2 separate regions of the Mus musculus genome follow, and region 2 is linked to region 1. The links are chromatin contacts, found by Hi-C or POLR2A ChIA-PET in ENCODE. All regions are on one chromosome and are shown on one strand. The core of a region is the stretch at or near the end of the contact, and the rest is flanking DNA. Distances in the headings are between cores, read along the strand shown.

What was found. A loop is a pair of places that touch in the nucleus more often than their neighbours do. ChIA-PET counts read pairs that join two places held with the same protein, here RNA polymerase II (POLR2A).
Region 2: a map of v-Abl transformed pro-B cells shows a loop between it and region 1 (5-fold over the local background). The contact joins the promoter of 4930423B08Rik here to the promoter of Arid5b in region 1. A Hi-C loop is called at or near these places in 1 of 37 maps with a recorded cell type or tissue (v-Abl transformed pro-B cells). POLR2A ChIA-PET finds 5 or more read pairs at or near these places in 1 of 5 experiments (Patski).

What each region holds. Positions count from the first base shown.
Region 1 is chr10:68,275,263-68,280,240 of GRCm38, forward strand. It overlaps Arid5b (AT rich interactive domain 5B (MRF1-like)), which reads right to left and starts at 3,464. Exons shown (of 10, transcript NM_023598.2): 1 at 3,428-3,464; 2 at 2,668-2,922. The coding sequence starts at 3,448.
Region 2 is chr10:69,326,455-69,331,848 of GRCm38, forward strand. It overlaps 4930423B08Rik (a long non-coding RNA gene), which reads right to left and starts at 1,807. Exons shown (of 2, transcript XR_380547.3): 1 at 1,631-1,807; 2 at 1-140.

The sequences.
Region 1 (4,978 bases), core at 2,214-4,713:
TTCTTGAACACCAAGAAAACATTCCCCTGCATTTAGCAACGGCAAAGGCATCCCTCAAAACTATTTAAAATCAATAATAAAAACCATTTCAATGTATATAAACAAGTTAATCGAGTAGGCGAAAACAAAGCAAATTTCTTAATGAGAGGCCCTGTTGCCCCCTCAAGGCGCCTGCAGTAAATGCTGGTCTGTGACTCTCCTCCCCAGGAGCCTGGCTGCTGCTGTTCTGCTAACGTCTGACTTAGGCCAGGGGGGAAATGACATCACCCGGGTGGAAAACCGATCCTGCACCGGGAAACTTTCTACCTGCTTTCCATTTGTCATAATTATTTTGCACAATGCAGCTTCCATTTGCATAATTTTGAGGCGTGTCATTATCTCAATTGAAAATTGTTTTAATATGGCTGAATAACTCACAATGACATCAGCCGAAGTCCTAATGAAATATACAAGTATAATCATACAGCTAATTACCAGCCGTGTTAACATTAAAAAACAAATCATGCATAATATTAGACTATGTATAAGCAGCTGAGGATTATAAATAGAGCCGCCCTCTCTCCACAAACCCCCTAGAGTTTACTTTTAAATGGCAAGATTAATTTTCTGAGGTATGGCTCATACAGTAGATACGAAATGCCTAGATCATTACAACTCCCCATAAGGAACAATTAAAAAGAGATCGTGTGTTTAAAAAACGTATCTATTCATTGTCAACAGTTCTGACAGACAGATGGGATCGTCTGTGGATTTTATTCTTAAATCAGAATTTGCCGTTTAGTTACATCAACAGAAATTAAAGAGGACCTAGTGGGGTCAACTCGGGGTCTTTTAAACAAATATTCCAATTTCAATTAAAAAAAAAAAGAGTGACCACAAATATCCCATAAAACACTGAATGATTTCCTCCTGGGTTTAGTCCGAAGTCTGTTAGGCACCAGCTCTTTTCTGGATATTTAATCCTTCCCTTCTCCAGATCACAGGCCATGTTGAAGTAATAAATTTGAAAAGCAAATAATAAGAAATCAGGAAGGGGGAGGGAGAGAAGGAAGACAGCTGCGCAGCAAAGTTGGGTCGGGGGAGGGGCTTGAGCCCAGGGGGGTGGGGAGGAAGGCGCTCAACCTGTTGGTGGGCTGCAGGGGTCCCACTCTGCATCCACACACCACCTTAGTCAGGCTGCAGGCGGAGCCCGGAAAGCCGAATGCTTACACCCTAGGCTTTTCGGGGAGGGCGGGGGAGGGGTGTGTGCCGGGAGGAGGGCGGAGCTTATTTCCGAAAAGGCAGATTCCTGGGCCGAGGTTCTGACGAACTCCCTTAATTAACCAGCCGCGGACCACTGAGGGGTAATTCGATCCGGGGGAGAGGGAGTGAGCTAGCAAGGCCAAAAGTGCAATCAACTCCATCAGCTCCAGGAATTTCTGCCTGGGCTGGCAGCTCCAGGGCCCCGGAGGAGTTCAGCACCGAACCATTCATTTAACAACAGACCTACCTCGAAAGCTCGCGAGCCTGGCGCCGAGCTAGCTGCCCTCAAAAGTCTCAGTCTGATCACCCTGCTCTGTCTCGGGAGACACAAAGCCTGGCCAGGGGGCCGTGCGCCCTCCCTCCCACCGCGCCCTGGGCGCAGACTCCCCAAAATAGTTCCCGTGTGTGTGTGTGTGTGTGTGTGTGTGTGTGTGTGTGTGTGTGTGTGTGTGTGAGTGTGTGTGTGTAGGGGGGTAACGATCACTCCACCAAGCTCGGCCCTCGGACCCGGGGAGCCCATAGAGGTGCGGTCACACCCGCAGTGACAGAGCCCGAGGGAGGTGGCCTGGTGGCGGCGCCGCAGGGTCCTCCCCGCGTCCATCCCGCGCACAGACTCGCACCTCACCGCAGAGGCCCCTGCACCCAGCCCCACACCCTACTGGAAGACGTCCACTTCGCGTGGAGTCACTGGAAACCAGAACATCAAATGGCTCCGGGAGGAGGGGGAGTGGGCGCGAGATAGTTCTTAATGCCGAACGTGTTTGTGCCGGTTACACGACCGCTTTGAAATCCGCCCGGGCAGATGCGCAAGTTATTTGAATGTATTATCCCAGTACCTGTCATTTATCACTTCAGTCAACACGCCTTTGCCAACTCAATTGCTTTTGATCTCATTCTGCCTCCGTTTCGTAATTTCCGCCCTCTTAAACATATCAAATACTTAAAAGAAAAAAAAAAAACGTGAACAATATCAAAACCCACTAAAAGAAAGCTACCCAGCCCAGGAGCCAGGCATGAAGTAAAAAAATTAAAAAAATTAAAAAGCAAAAAATATGTACATTAAAATATGTATATTAAAGCATGAGATATTAATCTTCAAGAAGAGGTAGCTAAACGAACACACACACACACACACACACACACACACACACACACACACACACCCTGGAACAAAACCCTTCTTGACAAGTTATTTGATCTTGACTAAAATCAGCAGTTGGACGGTCTTTGTAAAGCTGACAGCCAAACTCTGACAATGGTAAAATACTCCAGCCCCAGTTAGTGGCGCTACCCCTTTAAAAAACGAGCGGATCCTGCTCACCGCAGAACTGAATACAGTATTTTCAAGCTTGCCTTATAATACGCATTACTGGAGGGGGGGGGTAGATAATAAAGAAGGAAGAGAGGGAGAGATAGGTTTACCACCTCGCCATGGTCGCTATTTCTGCCCTGGGGAGTGTCTTCGGGGAGGAAATAAAGTTTCGAGCTGGATAAAAGTTGCCGGCTGGTCCTTTCTTCCCACAACAGCTGGAGCTCCGCTATGCAAATCGGATCCTTTGGCGTACATCTTACAAAGAAAAAGTCGCCAAGGGACAAGATTCTTGGTTTGCCTTCAAGGTGGAATTGAAAAGCCTTATAAAAAATATAAGGTCCGTGCAAGCCACACGGTGAGCCGACCCACTGCAGGAGGGGGAGAGAGAGGGAGAGAGAGAGAGAGAAAAAAAAAAGCACCACGTAAATAATGTAGCCATCAAGCACAAATATCTATTCCCAGGCACATTAACACACAAGACTCTCAATACAGACCGGCCCACAGATAGAACGCTGGGTGAAAAAATATTACAAAACCCACTAATTTTCTGCCTCCCTTAAAAAAAAAAAAAGAAAGAAAGAAAAAGAAAAGAAAAGAAAGAAAGAAAGAAAAGAAAAGAAAAAAAAAGCCCTCCGGGTCCCCACCACCCCTCCCCAGTTCCCCATATGAGGCGATAAAATTACATTATGTAGGTATGATCAGCGCAGGGATTTTTAAAAAAAACAATAAAAATGATTTTGGGGGGATGCAGAGGGTAAAAGTTTGGTAAAAAGTTTGTGGGGGGTGTGAGGGGGTGTGAGGGGGTGGGTGAGCTGGGGGGCTGGGGGGTGCCGGGGGGCGCCGGGACCGCAGGAGCGGAGGAGAGCGAAATACCTGGAGTGAGTTGGGCTCCATCTCGACGTTCTGAATTGATTGAACTCAACATTCTCTCCAAACTTGTTGGCTTGAATGGATTGCATCAGGTCCTGGCAGGGGAAAGCATTCTCTGCTTGCAGCCGGCGTGATGTCTCAATATAAAACTAAGCTCTAGCCTCCCCCTCAGCACCAAAATGATTGAAAATATATCCTAATATTTCCTCGAAGACTCAATTTTCATCTCCTGTAAAAAAGATGTGGGTTTGCTGCCAAAGATGGGTTGATCAAATTCGAAATAGGGAGAAGGGCTAAGTCCGACCTCGGCGGGAAGAGAATGGATCAAGGCAAAAAGCAGACAGGAAGATGTAAAAAAAAATTGAAACCCATCCTAAAACCAAGTAATGAGGGTATCTTTCTCTTCTCAGTTCCTCGTGTCTGTGGGTAACGTCGGTTGAGATTTTTGGAGCAGACCAAGTCTCTCGAGCTGCGTTGTGCATCTGACAGGACCTGCTTGTATATGTCTAATATAAAGAACATTTCCTGCAGAGATTCCGGGGCGCCGCTCCTCTTTCTAATGCTCCTTAGCAGATTTGCTGTTATTAGACATGTAGATTTGTTTGATAGTTAAATTACGTTTCCTCACTGCCATGTTTGAGAGAACTAATCTGTTAAATTATCTTCTGATGCCTATTTACACGGAAGGGAAAAGTGGGTTATCGATTATATAAACATATAAATATTAATGCATTTGTTCGCTTCGCAAAAAAAAAATACTCAGCAGGGGGGAAAAAAAGGAAGAAGAAGAGCAGAAAGACAAGTGAGCAGTACACACACGTCTCGTGATTTTGCAACAATATTGAACGGACAGCAACTACATTTAGGGAGAGGAACAATAAACCATGCATGATAAATCAATACATGCGAGCCGCGAGTCTGCTCGGAATATGAATTCGGGCTCTGGGTTCTGCGTGTGCATTCTTTAATTTTGAAGTATATACACTCGTACGTGTTTACAATGCTGATGGACGCCAAGGGCTCTCTCAAATGATAATGTGTTTATATAACCCGGCGCTACAGGAATAATATACCGACTTCTACCCCACCCCCAATCCTTCCCGTGCCCCCCTCCTCCCAAAAGGGAGGGGGAGCTTTCTCGGTAATAGTTTGAAACTGAAAAAAATAATCCATTTGCAAACTAGTTAAATACCATCAGAAATTAAGCTGTTGGAAACGGAGGTGGGGGGTGGTTAACACAACGTAAGACAATAAAGGTTTTAAATGTGTATATTTATTGTTCTGGAGCCCTGGAGCATTGCGCGGTTTGCATGCACGGCTATTATGCAAACAGAGAAACTTAAGAGCCACAGAACAAGGAACAGGCAGGGACTGCAAAACCCTCGCTCGCTGCGACCCAGCTGCCGGTCCTCCGCCTGGCTCGCTTGCATTTTCGCAGCATTGATGTAAAATGGTGTACTCGCTTCCTCCACCCCTTCCCGGCTCTCCTCCCACTCTTTCCAGCACCCCTCCCCAACCCCCCAGCGATTTTATTATATTGGCACCAATCTTTCC
Region 2 (5,394 bases), core at 557-3,056, 1.0 Mb after region 1:
GCTCCTGAGAAGGACACTGCAGCCCTGTCACGGACCAGAGCTCCACACAATGGAAGGCTATAAACAGCAGGCGGCATCACATGAGGGTTTTGCAATAGAAGGTTCACAGGACACAACTGTCTCCATCACTCAGGGTTAAGCTGTTTGGAAATGGAAACAGTCATGCCCTGTGTATTACTTTATCCAAAAGATGCCAGGCTCCCTGCATGGGCCCAGACCATCTATTGGCCTCTGTTTGAGGCAGGTTGCCAGGATCCTTTCTGCCAAGGAATTGCTGCAGTCTTTCCAAATAGGGAGTGAGCCAGTTCAGCAGATGTATTCTTGTTTGTAAAACTCTCCGAATTTCCCCTGATCAAGTGGGAAGGCCTATGCACACTGGCTCTGAGGACAGTGGGGGGACACTCAGTCATAGGCCTAGACTGCATTCAAGGGTCTGGTTCCAAAAAGGCCACCTTCAGTGGTCCCTCCAGGGGAAACCTGGAGGTCACCTGGGACCCTCTAAGACATTGGAGCTCAGTCTTCCTAACGCTGAGACCCTTTGATACAGTCCTCATGTCTTGGTAACCCCCTAACATTAAATTATTTCATTGCTATTTCATAACTGTAATGTTGCTACTGTTGCGAATCATAATGTACATATCTGAGATGCAGGATATCTGATATATCAACCCTTGAGGTGAGAAACTGACTCTCCATAGAAACAATAAGCCCCCAGGCCAGGCACCATGTTACTGTTAGGTTTACTGTCTTGGGTAAAATGGCATAGTAACCAGATGTCGTGAAAAAGGGAGCAAACCAATTCTCAATAGCAGGCAAACTGAGGCTTGGAAAGTCATTTCCCCCGTGAACCAAAAAAGCATCCAAAGGCCTCTCCACGGCCAGCCTGCAGCCAGCCCTCTTCTCCGGCTTCCTGCTAACAAGCAGGGTTACCTGTTATATTCTGGCAACAGAACCTTTGTGTATGGGTGGTCCTGTTCCCCCAATTGGTTCTTGGTCTCTCAGTAAAGACGCCATGGGCCAATCACTGGGCAGGAGAGATAGGCAGGACTTCCAGGTCCCGAGAGGCAAGGAGAGACCAGAGTTCCTGGTGCTTCTGATGAAGAAAAGGTGACCAGCCCCGTGAGATCTTGGGTGGAGCAGCCGTATGTGACCACTCCCACAGGCAGGGAAGTCGGAAGTGATTAAGTAGGATGTAACTGAGCTACTAAATCTGAGGGCAGGTGGAGAAGTGCGGAGATAAGAATATTGATGAGGGCAAGCTTTTCCTGGCGGGAGATAGTATCGCCCAGCAATTGTATCAAAAGGCAGATTGAAATTGAACAACTGTGTGTCTGTGTCTTTTATCTGTGGATTCCTGGGAAGCTGGGTGGGGGCTGGTAGCGCTGCCCATTCCCGGATCCTGGGCAGGGTAGCAAAAGCTACTTGCAACACCTTTGACTGGAACTGAAGGTGAGACACTCAGACAGACCTGGCCACCACGTGTTTAAGCTGTCTTCTCCTCTCTGAGCTTCGCGTGTTATTGTCTTCAGATCGTTTGTTTGAAAACAGAGCTCATGTTGGCTTGGAATTCATTATGCTCCTGCCTTGCTAGTCATACAGGCCTGTGCCACCTCACCGAGATTTCAGTTACCTTCTGGATAGAGCCTGGACCAGTTGCGGAAGCCACAAGCATCGCCAGCCATCTTGGTCCCTGGATGACTATCTGTATTCAGTCACTAAGCTGTCTTTTTATGGCCCAGTGCTATGACTACAGAAAAAAAAAAAAAAAAAAAAGGAAGACACGCCCATTGTGAGGTATTTCCCATCATGCCTTGCAGCAATTAGCCAACCCTCAACAAGGTGTATCAGGCCGTCGTGGAGGGTCCGCTCACCTGCCTCAAATGTTATCATCATAAATCATGAGCAATTCTCTTCTCAGTCATCAGATCCAAACAGACCTCACTGGCTTTGGAAAGCTGGCCCGGTAAGCCTGTCGCAGGGCATTATGTGTGGCTCAGCAAAGATGCAGGACAGGATTGGTAAACTCTGAGCGCTCCACGACACTCAACATGTGTGTTCATTCATAAGACAGATACATTTACACTGTGCTGCCAATAATCCTAGCATGATTTAAACATAACCCTAATAAGAGAGGGATTAAATCTATACATAAAAGTTAATGAAAACGTGACATTTCTCCTTATAACATTTAGATTGTCTTTCATACCCCTTGCGGGATGCTATTCATTTAAGCCCTGGAGCCTCAGCTTTCTGGGGTGGAAACCTTGTTTGTGGAGACATGACTGGTTTCAAGGAATAATGGAAACCTCTTGGGTAGCTTACACTCAGGCAACACCTTTCGCTGAGCTATCTCCAGGTCCTGTCCAGGTTGCAAGTGTGGACTGTGTGTTATCTGACAGTGCAGACTCCAAGTCTGTTGCCAGGGTAACCAGACGACGAAAGCTGTGGGGTGGAATAAAATGTTTTATTTATCTTGTTTTCTGTTAAAGCTAGCAGAACAGCCCCAAGGGGTGTGCTGGGTCACCAATGGTGACTATTTAAGGATGAATGGATGGCTGGATATATAAAGTCATTGTTAGCCCACAGGAAAACCACAGCTAAGATGTCATTCTTAGGCAGGTGTGGCCACTCAAACCAGTAATCCCCGGACTCTTACGGAGCTGAAGCAGAAAGATCATAATTTCAAGCCTAGCCTGGGTTATGGAATGAAAGCCTTAAAAACAATAATAAAATCCACAAAATAATTCCCTTCCCCAAACTCTCCATCACAGATGAGACTACTACAGCTCCCCTCAAAGGAACACGCAAGAGAGCAAAACTAGCCGCAAGTGCGAGAAATTGCTGTTATTAAGTAGTGCATGATTATTCGAGTACAATGAAGAGACGTGACATCATTCCTCACAAAGCGTCTACTCTACTCTTAAAAAAATAAAACAGAAAGCCAGGCTGGAGACTTACACCTATCATCTCAGCATTGCAATTATATTTTGAGTGCTGGGCCTTCCTGGACTTCAGCATGAGATCCCGTTTCAAAAATTTCAAATACAAGGGTTGGAGAGACAGCTTAGCAGTTAAGAGCAGAGCACAGGCTGCTCTTGAAGAGGACCTGAGTTCAAGTCCCAGCATCCAGTGGCTCACAAAGACCTATAACTCGGGGCTGGCGAGATGGCTCAGTGGTTAAGAGCACTGACTGCTCTTCCGAAGGTCCCAAGTTCAAATCCCAGCAACCACATGGTGGCTCACAACCATCCATAACGAAATCTGATGCCCTCTTCTGGAGTATCTGAGGACAGCTACAGTGTACTTAAACCTATCATCTTAAAAGACCTATAACTCCAGCCCCCCAGAGGGGCCACACCCTCTCCTGGCCTTCAGCCACGCCCTCTCCTGGCCTTCAGAATATTGTGCTCACATTCACATACCCACACAGAGATACCCGCACATAATTAAAACACAAACATTTCTTAAAATATAAATACATAGTGCGCATATATAATTAAGAATAAAACATTTACATACTTAGCAGAGGAAATTAAAAATTGGTTAAATTAAATTACATCAGCATACCCCATTGCTGCCACCAATGAACTCAGAGCTACAGGCACCTATGGCCATCTACCAAACTCTCACTTTTCTAATATATATATCGTTTTGTGTTTTATTGGGACACTTACATTTATTATATAGTAGTCATCGAATCTGCTATAAAATATCCATCAACAGGTTTGGTGGTAGAATTATTCTTCTTTCTTTTTTTCCTTTATATTCCTCTGCAAACTTTCTTTAACAAACACAGAAGATTCTTTCTGGTTTTGAGATAGTAGAACAGGAAATGTTCTGTTTCTGTCCAGGTATAACTTAACTTTGGACTCAGAAGTGACCACGGGCCGGGCGTGGTGGTACACGCCTTTAATCCCAGTACGTGGGAAGCAGAGGCAGGTGAATTTTTGAGTTCCAGGACAGCCATGGCTATACAGAGAAAGCCTGTCTCGAAAAACAAAAACAAAAACAAAAAAAAAAAAACAAAAAAAAACAAAAAAAAAAACAAAACAAAACAAAAAAAAAAAATTAGTGGCCACGGCCTTTTGTAAGAAATCGTTAACATCATAGAAGAACGGAGAGTAAATACAACCATGCAATATGCATTTCATATTCCACTCAAAAGACATAGCGGTGAATTCAATGTTTCATCTTAAAATTCTTGATCAAACATCTCTTTTTTTTTTTTAAGATTAATTTATTATTATATCTAAGTACACTGTAGCTGTCTTCAGACACACCAGAAGAGTGCATGAGATCTCATTACAGATGGTTGTGAGCCACCATGTGGTTGCTGGGATTTGAACTCAGAACCTTCGGAAGAGCAGTCGGTGCTCTTAACCACTGAGCCACCTCTCCAGCCCGATCAAACATCTCTTAAGCTACAATTTTTTTTTAAAAAGATGTCTGGAGGCCAGAGGGATGGCTCATTAGTTAAAAGTGCTTGCTGCTCGTACACAGGACCGGAATTCCGTTCATTGCACATTCGGGGCTCCCCACCATCACCAAAACTGCCCTACATAACGGTGGTGCATGGGGGGGGGGGGGGAGCTAGCTGGAATAGAATTAAGTCCCTCCTGTGAGTTGTATCAGATTGACTCCTGTGTGTGTGTGTGTGTGTGTGTTTTGGGGGGGCGGGGTCACTAACATTTCCCTGGCACAACAGAAGCACCCCCAGAAAAGACTTTCACCTGAGGTCCCAGGCACATTTGCAGTAGACAGAGTCTCGTACTTCTTGTGTGTCCAGTCACCTGCACTACTGAGGATGCTGACCTGTATTTCCTCCTCAGCTGTTCTGAGGTAAGCCACTGCTCCACTTCTCCACTTATACAACACACCGACTATTTACTTTGCAAGAAACTGTCAATACGGATAGCCTAGTCTTGCTACTTAGCTCATGATTGACAGCTCCTGTCTCGTCAGCAATGTTCTAAAAAGTTTGAAAAAAAAAAAAAAAAGTATCGAAGTCCAATGCAGTGGTTCACGTTTGAGATGCCAGTACCTGGCAGGGTTGCCAGGAGTTTGAGGTCAGCCTGAGCTACACACTGAATGAATCCTGATTCGGCAAAACTCAAAAACAAAAGAACAAAAATGAAACTTTCTATCTGAAGTCACATATTAGTTTATATTATCCCAGTTTTGACCAATTTAAGTGATGTCAGACTCCAGAATACTAAAAATACAGGCATATACCACTGAGAGACCAGACCAACTCCATCTTGGGTTCAGGCTCCATCTTATTGGTTGAACTCGAGTTAACCAATAAGCCTGCACCTAGCACTAGTTTCCAGGTCACTCCCTATTAACCATCAATCAGGAGGAAAGCAGGACTTAAGTTTATGGTTCGGCTCACCA